Linked DNA regions of Homo sapiens: region 2 is linked to region 1. Evidence: chromatin loops called from intact Hi-C (ENCODE). Cell type or tissue: dorsolateral prefrontal cortex. All regions are shown on one strand.

Evidence for each region. A loop is a pair of places that touch in the nucleus more often than their neighbours do. Peaks named below come from ENCODE experiments on the same cell type or tissue, not always from the same donor. Only the 100,000 strongest peaks of a DNase experiment are listed, where the experiment ranks them.
Region 2: a loop joins it to region 1, with 2.6 times the contacts of the local background. A loop is called at or near these places in 8 of 110 quality-filtered maps.

The regions. Positions count from the first base shown.
Region 1 is chr14:95,429,014-95,437,013 of GRCh38, reverse strand. SYNE3 (spectrin repeat containing nuclear envelope family member 3) reads left to right here. Exons shown (of 18, transcript NM_152592.6): 15 at 33-194; 16 at 3,605-3,754; 17 at 4,897-4,935. Among named protein-coding and RNA genes, the nearest start is that of SYNE3-AS1, 83 kb to the left of the region's middle. RefSeq lists an enhancer at 5,401-5,540. In dorsolateral prefrontal cortex, CTCF peaks have their summits at 4,433, 4,636 (motif pointing right) and 5,619; a DNase peak (open chromatin) is centred at 4,643; H3K27ac peaks cover 944 bases.
Region 2 is chr14:95,323,772-95,331,771 of GRCh38, reverse strand. It overlaps LINC02292 (long intergenic non-protein coding RNA 2292), which reads right to left and starts at 2,188. Exons shown (of 3, transcript NR_110127.1): 1 at 2,104-2,188. It overlaps LOC105370637 (a long non-coding RNA gene), which reads left to right and starts at 2,900. Exons shown (of 2, transcript XR_944171.3): 1 at 2,900-3,936; 2 at 4,935-5,603. RefSeq lists an enhancer at 3,833-3,902. In dorsolateral prefrontal cortex, no CTCF peak of the experiment used is centred here; no DNase peak of the experiment used is centred here.

The DNA.
Region 1 (8,000 bases):
CTCTGACGCTTTGGCCGTGTGTGATCCTACAGGCAAATCTTCTACAGGAAGAAGAAGGGAGCCATGAAGATTTCTCCCAGCTCCTGAGGAACTTTGGGCAGTGGTTGCAGGTGGAAAACTCCAAGCTGGTTAGAATCATCGCAATGAGAACTTCTACAGCTGAGGACTTGAGGACCAGAAAATCGAAGCTGCAGGTCTGTTCCCCAGGAAAGGTCCCTCATCCATAAGGTTTGCACCCACAGAGGCATTTGCCACCAGGGAGTTCTTCAAAAGAAGGAACACACCCACAGTTTGTGAGCTGTTCTCCCTTGTGTATAGATAATCGCTTTTAAACTTTTTTGGTTCAAAGATTTTAGAACTTTTTCTGGCATTCATTCGTGTGTTCAGCATGCTTATGTAGTTCCCTACTTGGAAAATATCACCACTAATCACTTGACTCCTGTCACTTAGCTATTGCTGTGTGACACACCATCCCAACAGTTTGTGGCTGATAACAATAACTATGTATTTAACCCATGGTTCAGAAGCATGGCAGGTTAGGCTGAACTCAACCGGGCAGTGCCTCCAGTCCGTCTGCTGTCAGTTGTAGGTCAGTTGGGTGTCTCTACTTCTAGGGGCTGGTGGGCTATTAGAGATGAGAATGACATGGACTACACATCTCGTATACTCCTGTGGCACAGCTTGGACTTCTCATAGCAGAGGCAGGGCAGAAAAGAGCAATAGCAGCAGGCAAGGACTTTTGAGGTCAAGACTAGGAGCCAGCATAACATTAATTCCCCTGCATTCTGTTTGCCAAAACCAGCCTAGAGTCAAGGAAAGGGAAAGAGACTCCACTACTTGATGGAAGGGATGGCAAAGTCATATTGCAGTGGGTATGGATATGGCTGGGGGGAGGGAGATGGGGAAAGTCACAGCCATTTTTGCAACTGAACTACTACTTCTCTCCTGTCTTCTTCACTCCCACATCTAATCAGTTGCTAAAGCTCCTTGATTCCACCTCCTAGATATTTTGTGTTTCTCTTCCCTCGCACTACCATTGTCTTAATTTAGGCACTTACCATTTTTGGCCTTGACTATGGCTGTAGCCTCCCAGCTGATCCTCCTTTCTTCCTGTTGGGTCCCATCTAGGTCATGGCTCATCCTGCAGCCAGAATAACAAATATGACCCTGTCCTCCCCCTAATGAAAACCTTTCACTATAGAGTTTAACCCCTGAGTTTATTATTCAAGGCCATTCTCAACCAGGCCCTAGCTCACTTCTGTTTCCCTATTTTTATGCAATCTTACCATGATATGTTTAGGTTTGAATTTCTTTTTATTTATCTGGGTTGGGATTCATTTTAACTCCCGAATCTGTGGTCTAGGATCTTTCTGGAAAACTCTCTAACCTTATTTTTTTTTCTCTTAATTCCCAAACTTGTTACTTGTATTTTTTTCTACTAACAATCTTTCTTAAAATATCACCTCTGCCTTGTTCCCTTTCTCCTCTCCTACTGTGATATCATTTAAACATATGTAACTACTTCTCACTGTGTGCTTTATGTCTCTTACTCTCTCCTGTGTATTTTTCATCCTTTTCTCTCTTCGTTTTGCATTCTGGATAGTTTTTCTGATTCATCTTTCAGTTTACTAATTCTCTCTTTAGCTGTGTTTCATCTTCTGTTACACGTGTCTACTGAGTTCTTAACTTTGGTTGTTGCAGTTATCAGTTCTAGAACTTCTATTTGGTGCTTTTAATAATCTACTCTATCATTTTTCTTATCTTTTTTTTTTCTTATTTTATAGCTCCTGTCTTAACTGAAACTCTATCATTTTTCATACCTTCCAGATACTTGCTGAAATTTTTAAACCTATCTTTTAATTATTTGAACATAGTAAACATAGCTTTTTACAGATTGTATCTAATAATTCTAACATCTCAAGGCATTTTATGAATGTTTCTGTTGTATATTATTTCTGCCTGTTCTTACTCTTGGTTTCTTGTGTCTTCATGTGGCTGCTTTGTGTGCTAGACATTGTGTTTGCCAAAATATGTATAAGAGGGATTTAAGATTTAGGATAGGCAGGGCACGGTGGCTCACGCCTGTAATCCCCGCACTTTGGGAGGCTGAGGCGGGTGGATCACCTGAGGTCAGGAGTTCGAGACCAGCCTCAACATGGAGAAACCACGTTTCTACTGAAAATACAAAATTAGCTGGGCATGGTGGTGCATGCCTGTAATCCCAGCTATTCGGGAGGCTAAGGCAGGAGAATTGCTTGAACCTGGGAGGCAGAGGTTGCGGTGAGCCGAGATCGCGCCATTGCACTCCAGCCTGGGCAACAAGAGCGAAACTCTGTCTCAAAAAGAAAAAAAAGATTTAGGATAATCTTTTCCTCCAGAGTTGATTTTATTTGCTACTGCCAGGCGAGTAGGGACCTTTCATTCTGGGACCACTAAATCCAAGTTCAAGGCTTGAGTTTCCCTGGTCTACTAAGATGACTTTGAACTGGGCTGCAAGTCTACACAAGGTCCAGGTTTACTTCTGGTTCATTTTTAATAGGGTGAAGGCTTTAGGAGCTCAGCAAAAGGGTGAATGAACCCTATCAGAATCTCTACCTCTGCAGGCCCCAGACTTTGGCCTTTGTCTCCCCAGCCCAGTGAGGCTGCCAAAAGCAAAGATGTTTTACAGCTATTCCTTCCAAATTGGCAAATGTTCTGTGGGCAAAAGCAGATCTGAACACAGCACTGACTGCCCTGGGTTTTCATTCTTTCCCAAGTTGTGGCCCGGTGTGCCTCACATTCTTTTGTTAATACTTTTATGCCTTTAAAATGCTTTAAATATTTTGTCCTTAGTGGGAGGTTTGGTCCCAATTATCTAGTTGGCCATTACCTGGAAATCTTCCTTGCCTGCCTCTCCTGTCTCATATCTGGCTACTCCTCTCATTCCCCCCACCGCACCACCACCCAACTCCAGCCATATCAGAAATGACTTTCCGTTCCTCAAGTTAAACCCCCTTGCTTTTTGTACAGCATACATTCCTGTGGGCTCTGAGAAGCTAAGCAAGGTGTCCCATATTACATGCTAGTAGAATGGGGCAGAGCCAGGATCCAAAGCCAGGATTTAAAACTGGGCTCCCGGATTTATAGCCCCGCTCCTACTGCCCCATCACACCACCTCTCAGGAGTCCTGAGAATAAAAGTTTCCATCCCAAGGGAACACAGTACTTCTATTTCCTGAGAAAAATCTGCACATTAAAACACCATTCTGCCAGGCTCAAAATGCTAACAGAAAGACATGTTCACAATGACAGCTTTTAGAATGATGCGAACTCTAGTCAAGCCCTCTGGAGGACTTGGTCCTGGAATGTCATATTTGGAAGTGACCACTGGAGGTCTGCAGCCCAGCTGCCCGTTCCATGCAGGAGGCCATCCTGTAGCATTCCTGAGAGCAAGGGCTAGGCCTTGGCTTGAATTGCACAGATGGGAGTCCCACTTTATGGATTCTGTCTGCCTCCTCCCTGCCTACCTGTCTGTCAAGTGAAATTTGATGGACCCATCCTTACCATTCAGGTGGGGCTGTCTGGGCCATTTGGAAGCCGCACCATGACGCTGCTGTTTCCCCCAGGAGCTGGAGGCTCGGGTGCCAGAAGGTCAGCATCTCTTTGAGAACCTCCTTCGTCTCGGGCCAGCAAGGGGGACCTCGGATGAGCTGGAAGATCTGCGCTACCAGTGGATGCTGTACAAGTCCAAGCTGAAGGACTCTGGCCACCTGCTGGTAGGTGCCAAGGATGTGCAGGTCCCAGATTCCAGGGACAGGACTATAGCTGGGCCGTATTTGCCTGGGGATACAGTGCTAAGCCTGCATCCACCCTGCCCTGTGCATTCACACACCAGACAGTGGTGACCACTCAGGCAGAGGACAGGGACACTCATGGGTTCTGGGCACTTAGGTGACGCCATTTGGCCATCCAACCACCTCATGAGGCTGAAGTCCCAGTCAGGACAGCAGTGACCTCATAATTAATGTGTAAGGAGTGCTTCCTATCTCCCAAGCCGAGGGCCCTGTGTGCACCGTCCCATTCAGTCTGTACGGTTCCCCTCTGCTCAAGTCATTGTATCTCCAGACTGCAGAGGGGAGCTGAGACTCCAAGCAGTGAAAAACCTTGCCCGAGGCCGCGTGGGTGGTCAGTGGCAGAGCCAGCCTGCAGACACACCCGTGTGTTGTAGGCGTGACCTGGGGAAGCACTGGAGTGGCATCAGGAGCCCTGGGGTCCAGCCCCATGTCTCTAACTTGCCCTGTGTCTTAGTTGAGCAAGCACCTTCCTTTTCGGGGGCCCCTGTGTCTCCTCACACCAAATAATAATAATAATAATAATAATAATAATAATAATAATAATAATAGCAAAACTAGTAATGATCATAACCTTTGCTCAATGCTATGTCCTTATAACAGCCCTTTAAAGGAGGTGCTGTTATATGCCCTGTGAACCAATGAGGAAACTGAGGCACGGACATTAAGTTTCCTAGGTCCCTAAGTCTGAGGAGGGTGGTGAGCTGGCCCTTAAGGGCCCTTTCAGCCTCAGACCCCAGCCCCAAGCTGGGCGCCCCAGGCTTTCCTGGCCCGGGAGCAGCCGAGACGGCCACTAGGTGTCAGCCCAGCCCAAGCCAGGTTGGCCATGGCCCCCGCCGGCCTTGGCCACGGCCTTTCCAGACAGAATCCCAGCTGGGCCTGAAGTGTGTTAAAAAGCTCATTAAATCGAATCATCTGCTGGCTCAGGCTGTCCAGATGACCAGAAGTTTTAAAGAAACACTCCCCTGACAAAACGAATATTCCATTACAGGCTCTGTTGGGATTTAAGTTTCACTCACTTAACTTATTTTTTTCCCCCCTTTTCCTCTCCTTCCCTAAAATAACAGACACAAAGTTCTCCAGGGGAGCCGACTGGATTCCAAAAGGTACAGTGTCTGCCATCTGCTCCACACGGCTAGCAGGCAGGGTGCCTGGAGGGTTGGTGGGCCCGTGACACTGGGGCAAGACTCGTGGGCTTTCTGGAAGGTTCCAGGAAGACCAAAGAACATTTATGGGGGATCAACTCTGGGCTGCGCTGTGCTGGGCCCCAGGATTCTTGATTTCAAGAAGCCCCAGGCTTGGGGGGAGGCTGGCAGGGTGTGCAGAGTCCTCCGCTGGGACAGGCACATAGCAGAGAGGGGATCTTGGAGTTCACCCTCCTAAATCAGGACACGCTGGGGAGTGGACAAAGATGCTACCAATGATTATGCTGTGACAGCAGGTGTGAACCGGGACTGTCCCAGGAAACCTGGGTTGTTGCGGGCAAACTGGACGGTGTGGCCACCCTGGTGATGGAGAGTCTATGGGGCTCGGTAGGGACAGGAGAGGGAGGGATTGTGCCTTTGAGTTCTACTAGGCAGGTGTTTCCACTTACCCTACTGAGCCGTGCTCAGAGTCACTCCCAGGGTCTTTGCAGGCTGAAGCAATAACAATAACAGCAGTAATAACGACAACAATGAGTAATAGGTATGATTATTACTCGAGATGCTATGTATTGGCCATCCACTGTGTGTGCCAGGAACTGTGCTAAGTTGTGGTTAGGGCCTCTCCTGTAACTCTCCCAGTGACACCTAGGAGGCAGTATAATCTCAACTTTCAGCGCGAGGAAACAGAAGGGGCAAGCCTGAAGTGACTTGTTCAAGGAAGGCCTCAGCCCCTCAGTGGTCTCTGGCCTCTGAATCCAAAACTCATGTTGTTAAACTTCCACGTTGTGACTTGGAGAAGACTTCCCTGGGGCCTGGGGTGTCTCCCCATTTCTGGAAAAGCCAAGTGTAAATCGGTGTCTCCTAGTGCCACTGTTTCCAAGGGAATGAATGCTGTGTTTTCCTGCTAGGCATTGGCCCGTAATGACACGAGCCTCCTCCGGCATGCTCTGATCCAAGGAGCTCTGAGTTCCTTGAGATCTCTCATTCTTTGGAATCTGTGTTTCCTAGAAATCTGTGATTTCTTCTTGGCCTCTGGCTGGTGTCATAAGTAACATCTATAGGAGAGTGGGTAACCAATGGACTGGGCAGGGCAGTCACAAAATCAAGGCTGGGCTCTGGGCCCAATACCAACTGGCTTTGTGGCTTCGAGGGAGTTGTTTGGCCCCTTGGGGTTCACTTTCCCCATCTATAAAATGGAGCTTTTTTTTTTTTTTCCTTTGAGACAGAGTCTCCTGTCACACAGGCTGGAGTGCAATGGCACAATCTCAGCTCACTGCAACCTCTGCCTCCCAGGTTCAAGCAATTTTCCTGCCTCAGCCTCCCAAGTAGCTGGGATTACAGGCATGCGCTACCACACCCGGCTAATTTTTGTATTTTCAGTAGAGACGGGGTTTCACCATGTTGGCCAGGCTAGTCTCAAACTCCTGACCTCAGGTGATCCACCCTCTTCGGCCTCCCAAAGTGCTGGGATTACAGGCATGAGCCACTGCACCCAGCCTAAAATGGAACTATTAATGGCAACCTTATTTACTTCATGAACTTATTTTGAAGATCGTGTGAACTGTTGTATATGAAAGTAGAAATGCTTCTGATCACTTAAGCCCTGCCCCCAACACCCCCCAGTTTAGAATAACAAACACACTTCTCATGAGAAAGGGAAAATCATCAGGAAAGGACAGGTGCTCTACACAGGCCAGCCTGGTGGGTCCTGGTGGGAGACGGGGGACCTAGGACCTTGTGTCCAGACCGACTCTAGCTCCTGCACTTTAAGCCTCTCTCTGGTTGGAAGCCCCCACCTATGCAGCCCCTAGGCCAGGATCCATGTGGGTGTCAAGTCTGGTCCCCCTGGTGTCTAGCCATGGTGCCTAGCACATAGTAAGTGCACACTAAATGTTTTTGAGTAGTGACATTTGCTGGCTAACACCAGCCCTCCAGCACAGCCTCAGGTTCCTACAACCTGTAATTAATGTGTTACTGTGGTATGTTCACAGCCATAGCGTTCATTGCTGTCTCTACCCTCCCTCCCTCCCTCCCTTCTTTCCTTCCTTCCTTCCTTCCTTCCTTCCTTCCTTAGTTCTGACTGTGCCAAGATCAGTGAACAGAAGAGCAGTGACCTGTCCTGTAGACTGTACATCCTGCTTGGGTGGAGAGAGGGGGATGGGACCAGAGCGCACATGTCCAGCTGATGTTGCTCAGTAGCACAGTGGGAATCTCTGGGTCAGAGAGCTCTGAAGGTCACACCACTTGTGATCCATGTAGCCCTGAGGTGTATCTTGTCTATGACCAGAAGACGTTGGGCACAGCTTGGTGGGGTATGCAAAGACGGAAAGCCCTAAATGACTAAAGAATCTGCTTACTTGGGCTATGTTTAAAACAATTGGATGTGTAAAAATCTGACTTTGGTGCTTGCTGCCTTTTGAGCTAACGGATCTCAGCCCACTGTGAAGAAGTAAACAACATGGGGGCCACTACACGGAGACCATCTGTGGCTCATTTATAGGACAGCTTGATAAAACATAGATTGCTGGACCCCACCTCCAGAGTTTTCGATTCATCAGTTTTAGGGTGGCCCATGAACCTGCATTTCTAACACGATCCCAGGTGATGCTGCTGCTGGGGGCCTGGGGACCACACTTTGAGAACCACCACTTTACACTCTGGGTTCAAACCCAGGCTCCACCATTAGCGTGTGTGACCTTCAGTGAGTCATTTAGCCGCAGTCTTCCAAATTTAAATGCGAGTCCACTCAGCTCCTGGTAGCAAAGTTCCTGTTGTAACCATGGCACATAGTAGGTTCTCAAGTGCTGTGTGAATGGGGACCTGGGAGACTTCTGCAGACACCGTCCTGCTTTTCTTTCTGAGAGCGAAGGGAGCAACGACACATCCAAGGGGGAAATCCTCCTTTAGCTTTGGTGTGTGCGTGATTCTTCACGGGTTGGAGTGTGGCGTATGCCTGTGTGGTTATGCGCACGCATGCACGTATGCACATCCACAGGCCTGGCAGGTAGCAAGTAGGTGCTGTCTTC
Region 2 (8,000 bases), 110 kb after region 1:
GGGGAAGGGGCTTTCAAGGTCACACAGCAAATTAGGGCAGCCCAAACTCCAGACTCAGGCTCCTGCTGTCCCTGAAGTCACATCGTGCCCTCCCTCACTGCCTTCCCAGTCCTGTCTCCTTCCCACCTCCACAGGGCTTGTGACCAACTGAAGGGGATTAGACTAGTTAGCAAGGGGCCAGTTCCCCAACCCAGGCGCAGGTGGGAGGGGAGTGGTAGAGGGAGCAGGCCCATCCAGCAGGTGATGGATCTCACAATAGGTATTTGCCGCGTATTGGTGACTGTCTTCAGAACTGCGCCTCCGCCTACACTGCTTGATGTACATTAGTGTGCTGGTTAACTTTAACCTGCACCCTGGGGATGGGTGCTTGAAGTAACATAATTAGGAAGCAGCTCCACAGGGCAGCGAGCCTCGGATCTGGTCAATCATGGCTTTGCTAAATCGGCACCGGAGGCTGCGGCTAATCTGCATAGGAGATGTTGCCAGTGCCTTTTCATTGGTGAAATGAGCTGTACAAAAAAAAAAAAAATGTGGTTGGCTCCCGAGATTGTGCAGTACCCTCCTCTCTTGGTGAACCAAGCTCAAGAATCCACCCCCGGCTCCATCTGGGCCAGCGGCCGCCCACTGAATGGAAGGCACTGAGTTCACTGGAAAACTCAGGACCTGACTTCACCGGGGATCCTGCCCTCTCCAGGTCCTGCCTTCGCTAGCGATGCTGCCTTCAGTAAACAGTTGCACTTGCCTGGGAGTGACACTGGCCTGTAGGGACTGGTCAGATGCCCCCAAGGATAGCACGTGGTCCCTGCTGCGTGCCTACTCTGTGCCAGAAAAGTTCTCCACATCACGTGTATATTACTTCATTGAAAAATCACTGCTATCTGGGCGTGGTGACTCATGCCTGCAATCCCAGCACTTTGGGAGGCCAAGGCAAGAAGATTGCTTAAGGACAGGAGTTCGAGACCAGCCTAGCCAACATGGCGAAACCCCGTTGCCACTAAAAATACAAACAATTAGCCAGGTGTGGTAGCACATGCCTGTGATCCCAGCTACTCAGGAGGCTGAGTCATGAGAATCACTTGAACTCGGGAGGTGGAGGTTGCAGTGAGCTGAGATCATACCACTGCACTCCAGCCTGAGTGACAGAGTGAAACTCTGTCTAAAAATAAATAAATAAAAAATAAAAGTCACTGCCACCTCCATTTTACAAGAGGTACCGAGTGGATATGTTACTTCCCCAGGGCCTCACAGGGAGGAAGTGGTGGAGCTGGGATTTGAACCCGGGCTGTTGTTTTTGTAAAGGATCGAATAAATGCTGTGAATGTACTGATCTATGATAAGCTAGCTGCATGAGATGGAGACTCAGACACAGATGAAGCCAAAGCTGAGATGCAGAATTTACTGAGAAATCGCATTGTATCTCACAAGAGCAAATTGCTAAGCCCACCACGTATCCAGGCTGTGCCGTCCGATTGAAGAGCCTGTGCTCTGAACTCCATACAGCCTCCTTCCTGCAGCTGAGGAGCTGGAGGCCTACGGGAAAATGGGCTCTAGATGGCTGAGTTTCAACGGGAGCCTACCAGTGTCCCTCCCCAGCCTCGCACCTGCCGTGGCTCCATAACCAAGAACCCACTCTCCCTCTGGATCCGGCCCTCCACCCTTCCCTCCCAGCTCATATGCTTGGCCCAGGCTACACTGAGCTCCTGGACCACACCAGGCAGTTTCACACACAGCAGCTTTGCTCACCGGGCTCCCTTCACTTCCCTTGACCATTGCCCACCAGGAAAACATCCACTTATCTTTCTTGGCTTCATTAGGCCTCATCACCTCTACCAAGAGAACAACACTGGACACCAGATGCCCTTTGGGACACACCAGTGTGAGGCCACCCTCACCCTGCTGTGTGACCTTGGACAAGTGACTCAACTTCTCTCAACATCAGTTTCCCCATCTACAAAGTAGGAAAATGTTGTTTACCTCATGGTTTGTTGTACAAGTTAGAAAAAATGCACATCAAGCCTCTGACATGGCTTCTACTAAAAACATGGTACTTATTTTTAGAACGTTTTCCTGCCATCTGCCCCAGAAGAATTGAACTCTGTATACCTGTATACACCTCAGACTCTCTGGACATACTTGTGTCTTTTTTTGCTAGCACTTCTCACAAGCTGGCATCTTGTGTATTTTCCTCTGTTTATGTTCTGTCTCCTTCATTGCGGGACTTATTAAGGTGCAGCTCCTTGGGGGCAGGAATCTTGTCTGTCATGTTCATCACCGGATTCCAGGGCTCAGAATGCTGCCTGGCACTTGCTAGGTCCTCCATTAAAGTTGGCTGGTGAAATGAATGAACAAATAAAGGAATAAAAAAAGGAACAAATGAACCCATACCCACCTCCTGCATTAATCTTATCCATCAATCTGTCCCCAGCTCCCAGCCCAGTAACTGACATGTGTGTTCAGCGGGGATTATAGAACAAATCTTATCAATTCTGTGTTTATGCATTTATAAAACACAATTTAACGACGCACTAAATCAGATCAGCATGAATGAAGCTTTCCAGATGGGCACTGAACCAGGATTCTCTTTCTTCGTGTCTTGCTTTCTCAAAACTGGTCCACATTATCCTCCCCAGCAGCATAAGAACTGCCCAAATTGCCAGCCTTAGAATCATGAGCTAATTAATGAGACTGCTTTGAGTCACTGTGCTTTGCTTGTAGGTATGATCGCCCCACAGCCAAGACTAACTGATGCAACAGAGGAAGGGCTCCCCGAGGAGGGGAGGGCTGAGCTGGATCTGAATAACCAGAAGAAGACTAAGAGAAAGCAGTAAATTCCCGGTGGAGGAATTTCGAAGGTGTGTGTAGGAAAGTCATTTGGAAGGAGATAGGACAGCACTTTTTTTTTTTTTAACACCTTATTGAACATCCAGCCAGAAAATGTACAATTGGCAAACTACCCCCTAGAGAATAACACGCTTGTACGACCAGACCCATATGAGAAACAAAGCATGACCGGCACCCCAGAGGCACTCCTTACGCTCCTTCCATTTCCCACCTCCCTCCCAGGCTAACCACTATCCTGACTTTTCTCATCACAGATTGTGTTATTTTTGTAGCGTTTTTTCAACTGGACTCTGCATTGTGCATTATTTTGTATCTGGCTGCTTTCACCCCATGTTAGAGTTGTGAGACTCATCCGTGTTGTTCTCTCCTTTTCCTCTTGATAAATCGTATTCCATTATTTACCCATCCTCCTCCTGATGGATCTTTGGGCTGTGTTGGCTATGGAGAATAACACTGCCATGAATACTCCTGAACACATCTTTCAAGGAATATATTTGTACACTTTTTTTTTTCTTTTTTCAAGACGGAGTCACGCTCTGTCACCCAGGCTAGAGTACAGTGGCGTGATCTCGGCTCACTACAACCTCAACCTCCCAGGTTCAAACGATCCTCCTGCCTCAGCCTCCTGCCTCAGGCCTGGGATTACAGGCCTGCATCATGATGCCCAACTAATTTTTGTATTTTTAATAGAAGACAGGTTTTCGCCATGTTGGCCAGGCTGGTCTCAAACTCCTGACCTCAAATGATCCACCCACCTCGGCCTCCCAAAGTGCTGGGGTTAACAGGCATAAGCCACCACGTCCAGCTGATATTTGTACACTTCTGGTGAGTGTAGACCGCCAGTGAAATTCTTGGGTCATAAGGTTTGCACAAAAAGCAGCTCTTTTGAGGAACTGAAAGGAACAGGTGGCTTGAAAGAGGAGCGGGGAGCTAATGAGATGAGGGGTCAAAATTTCTCAAGCCCTGTGAACACGGCAAGGAGGCTGATTTTCAAGAGATGTGCAGGGGGAGGCCAGGGAGTGACATGCTCCAATGACATTTTAAGATCACCCTGGAGAGTGAGGTTGGAGACCACCATGGGGGACAAGGAAACAGGTAGGTGGTGGTGGAGGGCATCTAAGGGAGAGATGACCATGGCCGGGACCAAGATGCTGTGGAGATGGAGAGGAGAGGATCGTGCTCTAGTTAGCTAGTACCGCATGACAGAGCTGAGCAGCTTAAAACTATGCAATGGATTTTCTCCAAGGATTTTGGGGGTTGACTGAGCTCTGCCGGGAAATTCTTGTATGGGATCTCTCATGCTGTTGCAGTCAGGTGATACAGGTGATAGCTGGGGCTGTAGCTCCAGCCAGGCCAAAAGCTCAGCTGGGCTGAAGATGAGCTCTTGTCCGAGGTGGGTTTTTCACTCACCTGCTTGGCTCCTGGGCTGAGATGGCTCAAGCAGTTGGGGGCTGGTGGGACCTATGTCACCCCATATGCAACTGACTGGGCTTCCTCATAGCATGGCACTCTCAGATTGATTAAATGGAAGAAGCCTGTGACCAGAGCAAGTGTTCTAAGAGGCTAGGACAGACGCTGCAAGGCTTCCTATGACCCAGCCTCAGGGGCCCCCAAATATTGCATCCACTACATTCTCTTAGCCAAGCAAGTCATTAAGTCCAGCTGAGGTAGGAAGCAGGACTCAACTCTGAAGGTGGGGCTCAGATACCGGAACAAACTGAGGACTAGCTGAAACAGGTTGGGACAGAAGCACTTCCCCATAAGACACCCCACCAGTTTGCCATGTGAGTTTACCATTGCTGTGGCAACACCTGAAGGTTACCACCCCCTTCCATGGCAATGACCCAGCAATCCAGAGGTTACCATACTTTTCCTAGAAATTTCTGCTCAAACTGTCCCTTAATTTGCAATATAATTAAAAGTGAGTATAAACGCAACTGCAGAACTGCCTCTGAGCCACTATTCTGGGTATGCTGCCCATGGGGTAGCCCTGCTCTGCAAGGAGCAATGCCTTTGTTTCTGCTGTTGTACACTGCTGCTTCAATAAAAGTTTCTGATTAACACCACCAGCTCACCCTTGTATTCTTTCCTAGATGAAGCCAAGAACCCTCCCAAGCTAAGCCCCAATTCTTGGGCTCACCTGTCTTGCATCACAGCCCACTTTCAAGGGAGGAGAAAAGAGATTCTCCTGTTTCATGTGAGGAGCAGCATGCCCCTGTGGGAAGGGAAGAGTTGGTGGGGGTCTTCTTTGGATGACACTGGCTACCAAGGATGGATTTGGACTTATTGCTGGCTTGGATAAAGGCTTTTTGTTTGTTTTTGCTTTGTTTTGGAATCTACATGTTGAAATCAATTTGAACAGCAGGAAACATACATACTTTTCCAGCACAGCCACAGTGTTTGGGATGCTCAGGGGTCAGAGGCAGAAATGTCCCCAGCATTTCACACACACAGAAGAAAGCTTTCTGCAAAGGGCAATGGAGAGACTTTTTGCTCCTGGCCTAATAGGGAAAACTTGCCCCTTGTGATCTTGTTTACCTAAGACCAACAATTGCCTGAAAGTATTTCTTAGTGAATTTCTAACTTGAACTATTCTCCTCAAAGGCTGCTGCTGCAGAGCAGAAAGATCAGACTTGGTTTCCGCAAAACACCTGGACTCCAGTTACTTCTTGGCTAACCTAATGACTTATGTGACCTTGGGGACATTACTGAACTTTTTTGTCCTTTGTTTCCTCATCAATAAAATCAGGATGATAACCGTATCTCCTTGGAAGAGTTGTTGAGAGGATTAAATTAGATAATACATACAAAGCACTTGGCCCAATCCTTGGGAAATAGTGAGTTCTTGGTCAATGTCAGCTGCACAGTAATAGATGCACAACAAATCTGTTGTAATTGAGTTGTCCATGTAAGGATTGTCAGCTCGAAGCACTGGCTCAAGGATTTTATCTGTGCCACACTTTAGTATTTGTTTGTTTGTTTGTTTATTTATTTATTTAGAGACGGAGTCTTGCTCTGTCATCCAGGCTGGAGTGCAGTGGTGCGATCTTGGCTCACTGCAACCTCTGCCTCCTGGGCTCAAGCAATTCTCCTGCCTCAGCCTTCCGAGTAGCTGGGATTACAGGTGCCCACTACCATGCCTGCCTAATTTTTGTATTTTTAGTAGAGATGAGGTTTCACCATGTTGGCCAGGCTGGTCTTGAACTCCTGACTTCAGGTGATCCACCCTCCTTGGCCTCCCAAAGTGCTGGGATTATAGGCGTGAGCTTCCTGGGACTATTAGCCATAAAGTTTGCTTTTGATTCCAAATGTTAAAAAATTATATCTATGTATCTATCTATCTGCAATGCTGTTGCAAATATCTCATACACAGGGCTTTCTCTCCCTCCATAGTACCGTATCTCTCTTCACATCTTTACATTGCCAATATCTCACACTTTGTAGGTGGGAAAGTTTATCATTTGCTTCACTAGGAGATGTACACTCTTTAAATAGTGTTCTAATGTCTGCAAAAAAAAAAAAAATTAGCAGAGCTGTCTCTAGGGAAGCAGCCTTTGTTCAAACCTGGAAGAAATGAAGGGTTTTATTTGTGGAAATTGGGGCATCCGGTGCTGTCTACTTAGGGAAGCAGGATTTTTTTTTAACCACCCACCAACACCTACACACGCCAAAAAAACTAATAAAATCTCAGAGAATATATTAATCTTTTACTTATAGGTAATCTCCCAAGTTCAGGGCAAGTTTTTCTTCTGAATGTTGTTCACTCTGTACGATGGAAATGATCTGACTCTTACCAAAGAGACTCACTGAAAATCTCTTCTCTATATGCACAGCTTTGATCTCACACAATCCTTCCAGGTAGGGACACCGGGCCCCATTTTACAGATGACAGCACAGAGGCCAAAATTAATTAGGAACTTGCCCAAGTTCACACAGCTCATGAGTAGCCACTTCTGTCTGTTGTCTACTGCACCATACCCACCATTCTTTTGCCTGAGCCTGGATTCTTTCTTCTTTTTCCTTTTTTTTGAGACAGAGTCTCGCTCTGTCACCCAGGCTGGAGTGCAGTGGTGTGATCTCGGCTCACTGCAACCTCTGCCTCCCAGGTTCAAGCCATTCTCCTGCCTCAGCCTCCCGAGTAGCTGGGACTACAGGTGTGCACCACCACACCCAGCTAATTTTTGTATTTTTAGTAGAGACAGGGTTTCACCATGTTGGCCAGGATGGTCTCCATCTCTTGACCTCGTGATCTGCCGGCCTCAGCCTCCCAAAGTGCTGGGATTACAGGCATGAGCCACCGCGTCCAGCTGAGCCTGGATTCTTTCTATGTCTCAGCATCTCTCTCTGCTACCAGCCTTTGCGTTATATCCCACAGGATTCCTGGAGGTAGGTAGCAATGGGTAAGAAAAGTTTAGCAGGCAAAACCTCAGCAGACAGGCTGACACCCAGCATTCCCAAGCACAGATGAGACCCTGACTCTCTTGAGGAGCTTGGCACTCAATGAGTATTAGGAGTTACTGCTTGGTGAAGTTTAAATATTTGTTTATTCACGTATGCAACTAACATTTATTGAGCTCCTACTATGTGCTCAGCACGGTGCTGGGCTCTGGCGATGCACAGATGAATTAGACAGCTCTGCTTGCAAGGCATTCTTGAGGAGTTTGCAGTATAGTGGGTGTAACAGACATACAGAAGTCCTAGAAGCAAAAGTGTGTGGACAGGGCGTTGCCAAATTCCTCAGCCAGCTGCCAGGTACTGCTAATTCCACTGCCTGAACAGCTGGAGAATCCATCTCCATGACCACCACTCCGGCGAAGGCCGCCACTGCCTGACACCTGTATCACCGAGGCCAGCAGGGCCGCCTGACAGCCTGCCTCACTCCTCTGATCACTTCTCCACACCACAACTAAAGGGACAATCTGATCCCTGTTTAAGTCCTCCAAAAGCTCCTTGATGTCCTTTCGATAAGGTCTAAAAAGCAGAGGCAGGCTACACTGTAGAGAGTTGGACTCCCTCCTCACAGGTGGATTCTGGGTCTTGTTCACAGTTGGGTGCTAGCACAGGGCCAGACCCTGGGTGACCAATGATTCCAGGGGGTCTTTATGATACAGTGCAGTCTGGTGACATCATAATGCAAGCCCCCTGCCCAGGAGAGGTTT